Regions from separate parts of the Homo sapiens genome. Here region 1 is linked to region 2. Evidence: chromatin loops called from intact Hi-C (ENCODE). Cell type or tissue: MCF 10A. All regions are shown on one strand.

Region 1 (8,000 bases), 740 kb after region 2:
ACATTATATGAAGAAAAAATTAACAAAACTGAAGAGATTAATTGACAGTCTACAATAAATAGTTGGAGATTTAAATATCCCACTCTCAATAATAGAAAAACCAGACAGGAGACAAGGAAATAGAAAAATTGAATGACGCAATAAACCAACTAAATCTAACAGACATATACAGAACATTCTTCTCAACAATAACAGAATATACATTCTTCTTAAGTGCACATAATAGATTTTCCAAAATCGACTATATGTTAGGTCACAAATTAAGTCTCAATAGATTTTAAAAGATAGATATCATATAAAGCATCTTCTCTGACCATGACAGGATGAAATTGGAAATCAATAACAGAAGAAAACTGAAAAATGTATAAATTTTTAGAAATTAACATACTCTTAACCAATCAATGAAAAAGAAATCACAAGGAAAATTAGAAAATACTTAAAGATTAATGAAAACAGGTTGGGTGCAGGTGGCTCATGCTTGTAATCCCACCACCTTGGGAGGCCAAGGCAGGCAGATCATTTGAGCTCAGGAGTTCAAGAACAGCCTGCTCAACATGGTGAAACCCTATCTCTACTAAAAAAACAAAAATTAGCTGAGCATGGTGGCACATGCCGGTAATCTCAGCTACTCAGGATATAAACACACTAAAATCAATCACATTTCTATACACTGATGATGAACAATCGGAAAAGAAAATTAAGAAACAATTCAATTTAAAATAATATCTGTCTTAGTGTATTCCTGCTGCTATAACAAAATACCTGAGACTGGGTAATTTATAAATAACATGCATTCATTTTCTCATATTTCTGCAGCCTGAGAAGTCCTAGATCAAAACACCAGAAAATTCAATGTCTAGTGAGGGCAGCTATCTACTTCCAGGATGGTGCCTTTTGCTACATCTTCACATGGCAGAAGGGGCAAACAGCTCCCTCACACCTCTTTTATAAGAGTGCTAAGTCATGAGGATGGCACTCATGACCTAATCATCTCCTAAGGACCCCACCTCTTAATACTATCACATTGGCAAGAAAGTTTCAACATGAATATGTGTGTATGGGGGAGACACATTCAGACCACAGCAGCATTATAAATAATAAAATACTTGGGAATTAACCAATGAGACGTAAGACTTGTACAGTGAAAACTCTTTTTAAAAATTCTGAAATAAAGAAGACAAAAATAAATGGAAAGACATCTTTTGTTCATGGACTGGAAGGCTTAGTATTGTTAAGATCTCAATACTACCCAAAGCAATCTACATATTTAATTCAATCACTATCAAAATCCCAATGACCTTTTTTACAGAAATAAGAAAACCCATCCTAAAACTCATAACTATATGAGTTAGTATCTGAAAGGACCCCAAATAGCCAAAACACTCCAGGAAAAGAAGAACAAAGCTAGAGGAATCACACCTCCTCATTTCAAAATTTATTACAATGCTACAGCAATCAAAGCAGTGTAGACCTGGCATAAAGACAGACATAGACTATTGGAATAGAATACAGAGTCTAGATAACAAACCTTTACATGTATACTCAAATTATTTTCGACAGAAATGTCAAGACCACTTAATGGAGAAAAGTCCATTTTTTCAACAAATGGTGTTGGCTAAACTAGATATCCTCATGCCAAAAAATGAAGTTGGACCCTTACCTAACACCATATATTAAAAAAAACTAAAAATGCATCAATGACTATATTAGCCTGTTCCCACATTACTATAAGGAAATACCTGAGACTGGGTAATTTATAACAAAAAGAGGTTTAATTGACTCACAGTTCTGCATGGCTGGGAAGGCCTCAGGAAACTTACAAACATGGCAGAAGGCACCTCTTCACAAGGTGGCAGGAGAGAAAATGAGTGCAGCAGGGGAAACGCCAGATGCTTATAAAACCATGAGATCTCGTGAGAACTCACTATCACCAGAGCAGCATGGGGGAAACTGCCCACATGATTCAATTTTGTCTCACCAGTTTCCTCTCGCAACACATAGAGATTATGGGGATTACAATTCAAGATGAGATTTGGGTGGGTACACAGCCAAATCATATCAATGATCTAAATGTGAGAACTAAAACCCTTAGAACAAAACACAGGGCAAATGCTTCATGACGTTGAATTTGACAATTATTTCTTAGATATGACACCAAAGGCACAGGTAACAAAAGAAAAAAAATTGGACATCATAAATTTAAAAATGTTTGTACACCAAAAGACATTATCAATAAAATAGAGTGTCAACCTACAGAATGGGAGAAAATATTTGCAAGAAGACATTTGCAAATTGCATATCTTTTAAGGGATTAGTATCCAGAATACATAGAGAATTTCTTAAATTTAACAACAGAAAACTATCTGATTCAAAAATGGGCACAGGACTTCAATAGACATTTCTCCAAAGAAGACATACAAATAGCCAATAAGCACATGAAAAGATGCTCAATATCACTAGGAAAATTCAAATCAAAACTACAATAAGATACTACCTCACACCCATTAGGATGGCTGCTAACAGGAAAAAAAAAATAAGTGTTGGTAAAGATGTGGAGAAATTGGAACACTTGTGTACTGTTAGTGGGAACATAAACTAGTACAGCCACTGTGGGAAACAGTAAAGCAATTTCTCAAAAAATTAAAAATAGATTTACCATATGATCCAGCAATTCCAGTTCTGAATATGTACTTAAAATAATTGAAAACAAGGTTTCAAAAGGGTATTTGTATATCCATGCACATAGCATTATTCACAATAGCTAAAATATGGTGTTAAAGCAAACTAAATATGGCCTGAGAAGGACTTTGTACTTCTATATTTGAGTCCTTGTGGACGAACTGCAACCTAACTTAGCGGGTAGACAAGATTGAAACCCTGACTTAGGAGTATGCACCCATAACAGTGGTTGAGTCTTGGCCAATCCTAACAGCCATACTTCAACCAGTAATACACTGCTGAGTGTTCAAATTGTGTTCAAATGAGGTAAATGGCAATCTGTAACCAATCCAGCTGTTTCTGTACCTCACCTCTGATTTCTGTACATCACTTCTCTTTTTTTGTCTATAAATTTGTTCTGACCACAAGGCAACCCTGGGGTCTCTCTGAATCTGCTGTGATTCTGGGGACTGCCCAATTTGTGAATCATTCATTGCTCAATTAAACTTCTTTAAATTTAATTCAGCTGAAGTTTTTCTTTTAACAATGGAAGCAACCCAAGTATAATACACACACACATTATACACACCACACACACACATTATACACACCACACACACAAATATTTCAACCTTAAAAAGGAAGGAAATTCTGGCATATGCTACAATGTGGATGAACCTTGAGGACATTATGCTAAATAAAATATGCCAGTTACTAAAACACAAATATTATATGATTCTACTTATCTGAGGTATTTTGAATAGTCAAAATCATTAAAAAAACCAGAAAGTAGAATGATGGTTTCCAGGGCCTTGGAGTAGGAGAAAAACAGGAGTTATTGTTTAATGGGTATGTAGTTTCAGTTTTGCAAGTTAAAAAGAGTTCTGGAGATAGATGCTGGTGATGACTGCCCAACAATATGAACATACTTAATACTACTGCCCTGTACACTTAAAATGGTTAAGATGGTAAATTTTATGTTATGTGTATTTTATCACAATAAGAAAAATTGGGAGAAACAGGAAGTTATGGAAAGGTTGATTTGAGATCAATAATACTTTCTAATACTTAAAGGGCATGTAAATGGAATGGATGACCTTTTAAGATGGCATGATGAGATCTCACAAACTGAAAATATTATAGCAAAAACTGGAAAGCCATTTATTGAGGATTTTATGGTAGAGAGTAATCTTTTATTATTCAGAATATTGTATTAGATTACTTTTAACTTCTTGGATGGAAGAAGACATGATTTTCGATAACCATAGAGGTGAGCCAGAGTTCAACATACTTGGAGATAAAATAAATTAGATGCACTCTTACCCCACTGAGTAAATAATGCAGCAAATACACTTTCACTATTAAGAGTTATAGTAAGAGTCACATTGTTTAAATCATTAAGCCTTTATTTCACCAAAAAATATTACTTCTCCATTTAATATGAAGATATTTTCCAATACCTTGAAGTATAAACCTTTTGATTTAGTTTTTACAGTATCACCTGAAAACACTGCTATGCACAGCAATAATAGTGTGGGCTCATGAAACCAAATTATAGGTAAAAACAAGCTTAAAGAAGGGATTGAGTCTGTGTGATAGCATTTTTCGGAGGCTCTGGAGCCCCCAGAATAGATTTTTCCAAGATTTTCATCATGAATAACAAAATATATATAAATACCTCTAATGTGAAAGAGACAGGGCTAGAATATCTGAGAACTGGAAATGGACTGAAGGAGGACCTATCTACATGGGTGATTATTCTTTAACATTCCTGCTGTATCATTCATGTTCCTGGAAGGAAACAGAAGCCACACCCAAAAGGGCTTTGGGGAAGAAACTTAAATGAAGGTCCTATTTATAGAGGTGTGAGTAGTGTGATTATTATAGCTCCACGCTATTATCACCCTTAGTCCTGAAGCAGCAAAGAAGATGTGCCATCTGCCAGGAGCTGTGGCTGTCAAGTAATGCAGGACTGCCACACTATGCTTTAGTCATGGAGGGAGAGAGAGGAGAAAAGATCTCAACCTCTTTTTCCTTCCACCCTCTGATCACCAGCCAATGCTTGCAGAATCCAACTAGAAGCCATAGGACAGAGAACCCAGTTAATGGTCTGTAGACATCAGCCTTTCAGGGTACAGAACCCAACATAGAACACAGAAACATTTCAGAGAATAAATTCAGGAGAGTGTGGTGGCAAATTGAGAAGAACCAAAACACTGGGACCTCAGAGAAGAATCCAGTAGCTGGAACAGGGAGATTCATCCACATTGTAGCATATGCCTGTGCTGACACATTAAGTAGGCACTATGCTTTGGCACCCATACACTCAGTTGTGAGTCACCCTTTCATTCCTTTTTTTCTCACATCCAGTTGTATTTACTTCATAGCATATCATTATATGAAATTACCATTCTTTTTTGTTTGTTTAAAGTTTATTACCTGTCATCTCTTCACTAAAGAGTATGCTCCATGAGACAAGAACTTTATTGGACACACTACTTTGTCTCTAGCACTCAAAACAATTGGCACATAGGAAATATTTAGTAGACACTTCTTTAAAGATCTTTTGCCTAAGTAGAAGTTTGAATGGCTGTCATTTTCTATCTGAACTTCTTGGAACAGGGAGGCTCCACAACACTTCCCTATATGGAAAATTATTTAACAGCTAAATAAAGATTTATAAAGTAATAGCTAATGAAAATGACATTTAAACTGGATTGGAACAAAACACATAAAGGACCAAAATTCCTGGGCAAACGTTTGCTTAGATATAGGCCTGGGGTTAAGCCAAGGAAAATCACTGGAATAATTCTTGATAAAAAGATTTGACCCATACCAGAATGACACAGTAAATCTCCCGAATAGATTTTCATTCCAAACTAGTACAAGAAGCCAGAAAGCCTCAATACGAATAAACTTCCAAACAGCCCTTTGATGTGAGGCTTGCCAAAGAGCAGCAGTGAGGAATGAAGTCCGACAGCTCAGAATCTTCTTTGGCCAACTAAATTAATGTCAAACAAAATAAAAACCTAGGCAGCCATTTATATAGCCCAGAGAGGAATAGAGAACCCTTTTCTTGCTTTATTTGGAAGTATCTACAAATTAAGACACTTATAAATCATACAGTTTTAATTTATTCAACATAAAAGTGACCCAAATGAAAAGTCCATTATTGTATTTAGCATAAGTGGTATTTATTTATCAAGCACATGCTGTTATAGTAACTGTGTCACCAAGCAGACGAAAAGAAGTAAAGTACAATCCCTGCCCTCTTGAGGATTACAATCCATGGCAGAAAAGATAATAATCTTTTTATTATCTTTTCTTTTATTGTCTTTTCTTATTATCTTTCTTTTATTATCTTTTCAGAAAGCTAATAATCAGTTTCATGACAAAGGCTATAAGAAAGGTATAAACAAGGCGTGATGAAAATACAGGAAAGGGAGGAGTAGGCACTGCCCAGAGATAAGGGCTTCGCAGAGGGAATGATATTTAAATTGAGTATTAAAGGGTATGTAGAAATATTTTTAGTTTAACAAGAGGATTTGGGAAGACATAACAAGCACACCATAACACTGCCAGTATTTGCAACTGTGCTTATTTGCAATTGTGCTCACTATTGTTGCTGCTAGCAGCTATTATAATTGTGATGAAATAAGGAGAAAAAAACAGGTAAATTTAATTCATAACAGATACAGTCATGCCACATGAAAAACAGATAAATACAGCTTGAGCCATATGTTTTACAACAGTTCAAATAGAGAAAAGTAATAGGACAATAAAGTCATCACATGGCAAAATGGGCATTTAAATCTCTAAGCTGCACTGAAGTCAGAACCATGTTCAGGTTGCAAGTGATAAGAACTTCTGCCACATTGAATTGATGTTCTTAATCTGACCTCATCCAATTTCATGACTCTAAGTACCATCTATAGGGTGTGTCGCCAAACATTGTATCACCGCCCTAGTTTTCTCCTCTGATCTCCTCTTTGGTATATGTGCAACAGGCATCTCAAAGTAAACATTTCCAAATAATAACTCTTGTTCTCTCTACCTTCACTCATCCAGCCTGCCCTTCCCACAGACTTCTCCATCTCAGTAAATGACTTCAGCTATTAAATTTCTCAGCTACCCAGTTACCCTTCAGTGCTCTCTTTTATACCCCTCATTCAATCCATCAGCAAATCTTCTATCTTCAAAATGTACCCAGAACTGGACCATATCTCACCACTTCCATTTTACCATGCTGGTCCAAGTCATTGTTACTCCTTGCCTCCTAATATGTCTCTCTGCTCATCCCTTGCCACAACTATAGTTTATTATTCATGCAATCTTCAGAGTGATCAATGTAAATATGCATTGCCACATCTCCCCTCTATTCAAAAGTCTCCAATAGTTTCCAGTCTGATTCAGATATATTTGTCTCTGTATGTCTGTGTGTTTGCCCCTGTCTCTGTGACTCTGTACATATGTCTCTGTATTTGTGTGTCTCTATTCTCTGTATATGTCTGTGTGTGTGTGTGTGTCTCTGTCTGTGTCTGTGTCTATGACTGTACATATGTATCTGTGTGTGTCTGTCTCTATTCTCTGCATTTGTCTCTGTGTGTGTCTCTGTTTATGTATCTGTGTGTCTTTATGTGACTCTGCATGTATGTGTGTGTCTCTATGTGTATGTCTCTATGTGTATCTCTGTGTATCCCTGTGTCTGTGTATACATACATATATGTATGGGTATATGTATGTACACATGTATACCTATGTATAAAATTGCCCATCTGGCCCTGTGTGCTCTGCCCCCTCCTGTCCACACTCACCTTTCTGGCCTATGCCCTACTCTCCCTCTCAGTCACTCTGCTGCAGTGCGGCAGCCACACGGCCTCCTTGATGTTCCTCAAACATTCCAACAGGCTGTTGCCTCAGTGTTTACTGTTCTCTTTGCCACTTCCTTCATGTGCTTTACATCTCAGGGAGGTCTTCCCTGGCCTTATCTAAAATTTAAATGCCCCTTCCCCCACTCCATATCTCCATTCCAAGCTATATTGCTTGTGTAATCTTGGATTTACCTTTTCCTGTTATGTATGTCTTGTATGTCTCCTCCCGACTGTTCAATGAGGGCACAGATTTCTGTCTGTTTCACTCACCGCTGTATCTGCAGTGCCTCGTATTTCTTCCACAAAGGATCTTCTCAATAAATGGTACTTAATTTTTTAAATGCAGCTTTTCATTACACACTAGCAACTGGAAAGGCATGCAATTCTATTTCCAAAATTCATTAAACAAACGTGGTAAACATTCAGGCCAGAAGGCGGCAGCAAAGCTTCATCAGCCCAGCAACCGGCCAT
Region 2 (8,000 bases):
AACCACCTCCTAGTGTCCAACTCCCCATGGGATATGCAGAGATAACCTCCTTGACTCACCTCACTGACTCCACTCTCCACTCAGTATGCAGGTATGCTACAGGGAGCATTCCCTGTCCCAGTCACCACATGTGACTCACACCCGCTTGCTCTGCATCCACCAATTAGAACTCCATGTGGGAAACTTGCTGGGGTAATGTCCTGGATCCCAGTAAAGCCTCAGGCTATAGGTCTATCTCTCTCTGTCTCTCTTGCTCCCCACCTGCTGTTTGAACACATTGCCCTGTGACCTCTCATTGGCTCCCAGAGGCATCTCTCTACTCTCATGGATCTGAGAATAATATACTTTCTGTTATGTCATGTGTTTTTGTTTTATGGCCTCCTCTTACTTGACTGACACATGCAGATTTAACTTCTTTCCCAGTCAGGGCTCTCCTAGAGAGTGGTCTGGGCGATAGAGCAAGACTTCATCTCAATAAATAAATAAATAAATAAATAAATAAAAAATAAAGAAGTACAACAAAACACATCTGGCCAACTAAAAATCATATTATTGTTTTTTAAATTCAATACTTTTGAGACCTATTTTGAACTACATATACCAGTATATGTAAGTACATATTTATTAAAGAACATAATTATGTTTATTTCAACATTTAATATATTTACTTTCATGCTACATTATTATGCATGTTATTATGTCATAATGACATAATTTATATAGTCATTTCAGATAAGTATATCTTGACCTTGTCTATTTATAGCTCTTCTTCTAGACTATGGAATTTTTTCCATACTACAAGAACTATTTCTTGTTTACGATTGTATTTCAAAGCCAAGCACAATTCTGGATTAACGTATATAGAATAATTTAAAATATTTTTTAAGTGAGGTTATTCTAAGACAGATGTTATCTATTTACAGTTTTACTTTGGGTTGTCTTGCTTTTATGTCCTGGAATGGAGGTGTCTTTCTCTCTCTTCCCCTTTCTACCTTCCCCCTCCCCCATTATCTTCTTCTCTCTACCACTGGATCATAACTGGATGAACATTTCTAGTTTCTTGCTTCAACTCTGTAGACCCACATTTGCCATCCAACAGATAATTCCAATAGCTAGACTTGGAAGAAAGTATATGGTCTGTAGTCTAATTTCTAATTTAGCCTTATAAGTGGTAATGCTGATATTTGGTTTCCATATGTCTGTTACAAATGTCTACTTTTCCATTGGCCTATGTCAAATCATGGGGTAGAAAAAAGACTGTGACTAATTATCAAACTCCAACCCCAATATCTATGGTGATGATGCTGGGTTGGAAGGTGTGCTATTGAGGATGACAATTTCAAATAAAGTTTTCCAGTTCATTAGCTTCCATTACCAAGACCTCTTGCTGACTCCTCTGCAAATTGTTCTTCCTTCCATCCTCTCCTTTCCTTCTTCACTAATCAACTAGGTGGGCGTAATTACTGATCTTAGGAATGGGGTAAAGAGTATAAGCTGTCTGAGCAATGTGTAGCACAGAACTTATGTAATGAGCAACAGGATAAATTTCTTGGATCAAGAAATGCAATTCCTGTAAAACATTTGATGTCTTTTGAAGTTGATTGCAATACTATAATAAGAAACTAGGCCCATTAAAAAAAAAAAAAAACCGTATCATGTACAGATGCCCCTTGACTTACAAAGGGGCTACATCCTGACAAACTCAATAAGCCCATTGAAGGTTTCAAATACTGTCAGTTGAAAATGCACTTAATACACCTAACCCTCCAAACATCCTAGCATAGCCCAGCCCACATTCAACATGCTCAGGACACTTACCTTATCTACAGTAAGACAAATCATCTGGCAACACAGTACACTGTGGAGTACTGGTGTTTACCCTTGTGATTATGTGGCTGCCTGGGAGCTGTGGCTCACTGCCACTGCCCAGGATCCGGAAAGAATATTGTACCACATATGGTTAGCCCAAGAAAATATCAAAGTTCAAAATGTGAAGTACAATTTCTCCTGAATGTGTATTGCTTTTGTACCATCGTTAGGTTAAAAAAAACTTAAGTCAAACCATTGTAAGTCGGGGACCGTGTGTATTCTCTAAAGTAAATACAGAGGCAACACCTCTTTATGAGTAAATTACAATAAAATAAATGTATGTCTGTATGTTTTCTCAAGCTCTGAAAGGTCTACCTCTCAATTGTCTCATCTATAAACTGGTAATCCATTTAAACCATGCTCTTCCATTTTGTTAACTAGTCAAATAAGTAACTCATCCAAAAAGAGGGTGGTACATTCATGCCTTCTGGATTACTAACTTTCCTCTGACATAAGGCATCACTTCAAATATTGGCAGGTAAGAACCAGAGAGCAGTATTTACTTTCTTGGAATTTGGTATTACAACCCCTCTGGCTTCCCCAAATAATTGCCCATATTTTGCCATCTTGACCATTCTTCCTGTAGTGTTTGAGGGCAAAGGGCAGGAGCTCCATTTACTCGTTATAGATGTGCCTAAGATTTGGTTGTTATGCCGACAAACAAATACTTCATTGTTTTCTATAGAATTTTAGGGGTCCCATTTTTAAACTGCACCACTGTATATGTCTTCTCTCCTTGAGATAAAAGTTGCAAACTAATGGTCCCTGGGCTGAATTTGACCCATGGAAAAATTAGTTTTAAAAATTAAACTCTTCATTTTGGGCTAATTATAGATTCATATTCAGTTGTAGGAAATACAACAGAGAGATCCAATGGACTCTTTATCTAGTTTCCTCCAATAATCACATCTTGCAAAGCAATTGTAGAGAATGACCACCACGATACTGACATAACTACAATCCACCAGTCTTATCTACACACATCTTTTATTGCATAATTTTACCCTATATAGTATTTTCAATCTGAATAGCAGCTAATAGTTACAAATCAAAAACTTTAAATAATGGTATAGATTTCTGATTTTGCTTTAAAAAATCCTATTTCTCAAAACTGGGACTGCATTCTATACATAAAATCAGGCTAGAAGTGAATAGCAGTTCGATTACACAACACACATTCTCCCTTTTATACTAGTACTCAGCTACTCGATTTATCTTCTTAACAGCTAACACAATTCATGTAGTTATGCTCTTATGGTTGTCTCTTCTATCACCTGTGTGGGAAGTCCCTAATTCCTATTTTAGCTTGTCCATACTCCAGTGTCCCAAACCTTGTCAGTTTATCCACCAGAGGGCACTCCAGCCCCGCCTGTGTTTAACTGTAGCCTGGAAGAACGAAGATAACATTAGGCCTCTGAAAGGTGAATAATTGGGGTCCTGAGTGAAGCAGGCCAAATATTTCTCAAAGAGAACAATGTCACCAGGTAAAAGCAAATGAAATTATACAATGCCAAATGAATAGTTTTTTTTTTAATTTTCAGTCTTGGCATTTCCCTGAGGTCCAAACATACATTCAACAACCTACGTGACATTTCCACTTGGAAATTTAACACACTGAAAATAGAACATTTATTACTTTTCTTCTACACCTGCTTCTCTTACTTTCCCCATTTCAGTAAAAAGTTATGCCATGTACCCAATCTTTCAAATCAAAGACGCGGAAATCTTCAACTCTTCCTTGATTCATCTCTTTACCTCAAATCACCCTTCTCTTCCCTACATGTAGACTTTATCTACAAATCTGATTGCTGATGCCTCCAAGGTATTTTTTAAATCTATTTATCATCAAGGCTAAGCCAACATTGTTGCTCATCTGGACTACTGCATCTGCATTTGCTTCCATTTTTACCACTAGAATCCATTCCATATGTTAGTTAGATCGCTTTCCTGAAAGCATAAATCACAACCTACAAGGCTCTGCAATTTAGTATCTGCCTACCTCTCCAGTACCATTTTATTTTATTCTGAAAATTGTTAACTCCATTTCACTCTCTCTCTATATATAATATATAATTTATATAATTATGTATATAATTATATACATATATATTTGTTTGTTTTACAAAAGCACCCTTTTTGATGTGCTGTTCTTTTTTCCTGGACATGCTTTCCTAAGTTATTAACAAAGCTCACCCCACACCCTTTTAGTTCTTAGGTGAACTATCACCTTATTTAAATATCACCTCATCACAGAGGCTTTCACTCATCATCCTGGCTAATATGGCACCCACCTCAATACCACTTCTGACTTTATGCACTCTTCTATTACTTTGTTGTATATATCATTATATTATTATATTTCTGTGTTTGCATATATAATTACTATCTATATCTTATAGCTACTATATAAGTTCCATAAGATCAGAGACTGCATATGTTTTTTCACTTCTGTATTACCCAAACTCAGAATATTTTCAAGGACATAGGCCATGTCTATTAAAATTTTTTAGAATGTATAGATGAAAAGATTAATTATAAATAATATTTGAATTTGGCAAAAATTATGAAAGCCTGATAAAAATTGTAATATTTAATTAATTTGTAAAATTAAAACATCATTATTATGAATACATATTAAGATATGTATTTAAGATAATTATCTTGAATAATAATGCACTGGAATTTCTATTTCCAGCCATGATAGAATAACAGAGCACAGATTTGGCTTCTCATGTTAAACAACTGAACCGTCAGAAAAATATATGAAAATAATGATGTTTCAAGTATCAGAGAACAATCAGTGCAGACAGTAACACCTAGGAGAGAAGAACTAATGAAATGAGCTTTAAGATTGCTGTGCATACTGCTCGGAGAATTTCCAGGCCATAGCACAACTCAAATATCACAGCTCAACTGGCTATCTGCTTAAGTTGAAGGGACAGAGTTGAACATTCTGAGAAGTCAAAGTGGTTAGAATTTGCAGGGCAGGTTACTGGAGAGAAGAGAAATGCACAGACATCCAAATGTCTGCAGATGGCTCCTGTAAAGTCTTCAGCTGAATGCTGGTCAGCACATTCACGTAAGGGAATTATCTGAAGGTAGGGGAAAAAAAATCACCAGAAAGGAATAATCAGAACAATCCCTACAGCTCACTCAGAGCCAGGAATAGTTTGTGTTTTCACTAATTCAAATGAAAAAAATAATCTTGTTAATATACAAGGCATCAAAAAGAGTGCTAAGAAATATTTCTCTTAAAGAGGAAAAATTAGCTCTGGACTAATGTGCTGGAATTTCTATTTTCTGGACTAGTGGCTACTCTGGATCCACCTAACAAAGCAAAAAGCAGGAATTGAAGTGATCAAACTGTTTTCAAATGATGTAATTGTGTCTCAGAATAAATTCTAAGTATATTTCACTGAGATGGAATATGTAGGACCTAACAAAATAAATTTCAAAATACCTAGCATCTAATAAAGAAATGAGCAGATATTCAATGAAGTAGGAAAATAAGATTCTTAATTAAGAGGAAAAAATAATGAAATGCCAAAAATGATATAATTATTAAAAAAAGAAAAACAGTTTTGATATACTCTATATATACTCAAGATGACAGATAAGCACAAACATGTTAAGGAGAGGCATGGAAGATTACTGGACTTTTGAAGATGAAAAATACAATGTCAAAGAGGAAAAAGGCATTGCATGGCATTGCCAAGAGGTTAGAAATGGAAGAAGAATACATTAGTGAACTTGAAGATATATCAATTAAACTATCCTGGATGAACTCAAGAGAGAAAAATGAGTGAAAAAAATGAACAGTATCAGTGAGCTGTGAAATATCAAATGACCTAAAATACATTCAAATCATAGAATCCCCAAAGCAGAGGAAGAGGGCAGAGAAATACATGAAAAATAATGACTTCAGTTTTTTTTTTTTGTTTTCAAATTGATGAGAACTATAAACCACAGATTCAAGAAGCTTACAAACCCCAACCTTAAGAAACATGAAAAAAACTGCAAGGGACATCATAATCACATTGCTTAAAACCAGTGATAAGAAAAAAAATCTTAAAAACAGCCACAGGAAAAAGATACATTATGTATAGGAAAATGAAGATAAGAATACAAGTCAGGATTACTGTGGCAGTACTTTTTTAAGTAAAGGAAGAAAAAAAAAGGACCTATCAAACTAGAATTCCATATTCTACAAAAATATCTTTCAAGGAAAATGAAAAAAAAAAGGCAATACAAAGGCTAACAAAATTCACCACCAGCACTGCAAAGAAATGTTAAAGGAAGTTCTTCAGGAAGATAAAAATCTCAATCTATTCAAGGAATGAAGATCAACAGATAAAGTAAGTATGCATGTGAAAATAAAATATAATTTTCCTATTTATAAGTTTCTTTGAAAGATAATTGATTTTTAAAAATAAAAATAACTGAATTTATCATATAGGTGTGTAGAAGCAAAATGGATGATAACAACAGCACAAAGACTGGGAAAAGGAAATAAAGAGTATACACTAATAAGATTTTACATTATATGTGAAGTGAGACATTACTTTAAGCTAGACAGTGACATATTAAACATGCATGTTATAAACACTAAAGCAAACAGTAAAACACAAAACGAAGAGTTAAAGCTAATTAGCCAGTCAAGAATGTAAAACAAAATTTTTAAATTAATTAATTTAAAATAAGGCAGAAAGAAGGAAAAAAAAAGAATAAAGTGTGAAAATGGAAAACAAATAGCAATATGGTTGATTTAACCTAATCATATCATTAATCAAATTAAATGGTTTTCAACATTCCCTGATTAAAAGACATAGGTTTTCAAATTGGATGTAAAAGTAGGATCCAATTATGTCCTTCTTCAAGAAATACATTTTAAAAATAAAGAAAGAAACAAATTAAAAGTAAATAATGGAAATGAATATACCAAGCTAACAATCAAAGAACAATAGAATTAATTATTTTATACCAGACAAATTATACCGGTAAAGAATATTACCAGGGATAAAGAAGATAATTTGATAATGATAAAGGTATCAGTTGATCAGGACATAATGGTTCTAAACATTTATGCTGCTAATAACAGTGCTTCAAAATACATGAAGCAAAACCTGAAAGAACTGAACACAGAAACAGACAAATCACCATTACAGAGACAGATTTCAATACCTCTCTCTAAATAACTGACAGGACAATGATACAGCACTTTCAAGCACTATCAACCAAAATGACCTAGAACGCTCAACCAAATAAGTACCAATGATGTACACATTACTTTCAAGTACCCATAGAACGTGTAGCAAGATAGACCATACTTTGTCAAAAAATGAGTTTGCATAAACTAATTCAATTATGACAAAGTATATTCTTTGACCACAATGAAAATAATATGAATTAGAAATCATTAACTAAAAAGAATGGGAAATCTAAAATATTTTAAAATTAAATAAAACATCTTAAAAACCGATGGATCACAAAAAAAAAGAATCAAAAGGGAATGACACAGCATTTTGAACTGAAATAAAATGAAAACACAACATATCAAATTTTATGGTAGGGTAGCTAAAGGAATGTTTAGAGAAAATGTTGCAGAATTCTTCAATTAATTAGCAAAGCTTAAAAGAAATGACCTAAACTTCTAATTTAAGAACCAAGAAAAAGAAGCATAGATTAAACATAAAGCATATAAGAGTTATCTATAAAAGAACAGCAAATTCCACTGAAAGAACAGAAAACGTGCAATAGAAAACAGAAAAACAATAGATAAAATCAATAAACCGAAAGCTAGATTTTTAGAATAATCTGTAAATATGAATTAGGAAAAAATTATCAATATTAAAAATGAAAGAGGGTAATCACAACATACTTTACAGGCATTAAATTGATAATGAGGGATTTTATGAATAACTCTTGCCAATAAAAACTAACAACTTAAATGAAACAAATTCCTTGAAACACAAACTATTAAACCTAAATATTCCTATATCTATTAAAGTAATAGAACACATGTATTTGAGAATATTCCTACAAAGGAAACTCTAGGTACAAAAATATTCACTGGCGAAGTTAACAAAATATTTTAGGAAGAGAAAAAATATTACTTCCACACAAACCTTTTC

Evidence for each region. Peaks named below come from ENCODE experiments on the same cell type or tissue, not always from the same donor. Only the 100,000 strongest peaks of a DNase experiment are listed, where the experiment ranks them.
Region 1: a loop joins it to region 2, with 10 times the contacts of the local background. A loop is called at or near these places in 3 of 110 quality-filtered maps.

The regions. Positions count from the first base shown.
Region 1 is chr5:64,140,068-64,148,067 of GRCh38, forward strand. No RefSeq gene overlaps it. Among named protein-coding and RNA genes, the nearest start is that of RNF180, 22 kb to the right of the region's middle. In MCF 10A, a CTCF peak has its summit at 7,961 (motif pointing right); DNase peaks (open chromatin) are centred at 4,964 and 7,994.
Region 2 is chr5:63,398,418-63,406,417 of GRCh38, forward strand. No RefSeq gene overlaps it. Among named protein-coding and RNA genes, the nearest start is that of HTR1A, 560 kb to the right of the region's middle. In MCF 10A, a CTCF peak has its summit at 3,209 (motif pointing right); a DNase peak (open chromatin) is centred at 3,204.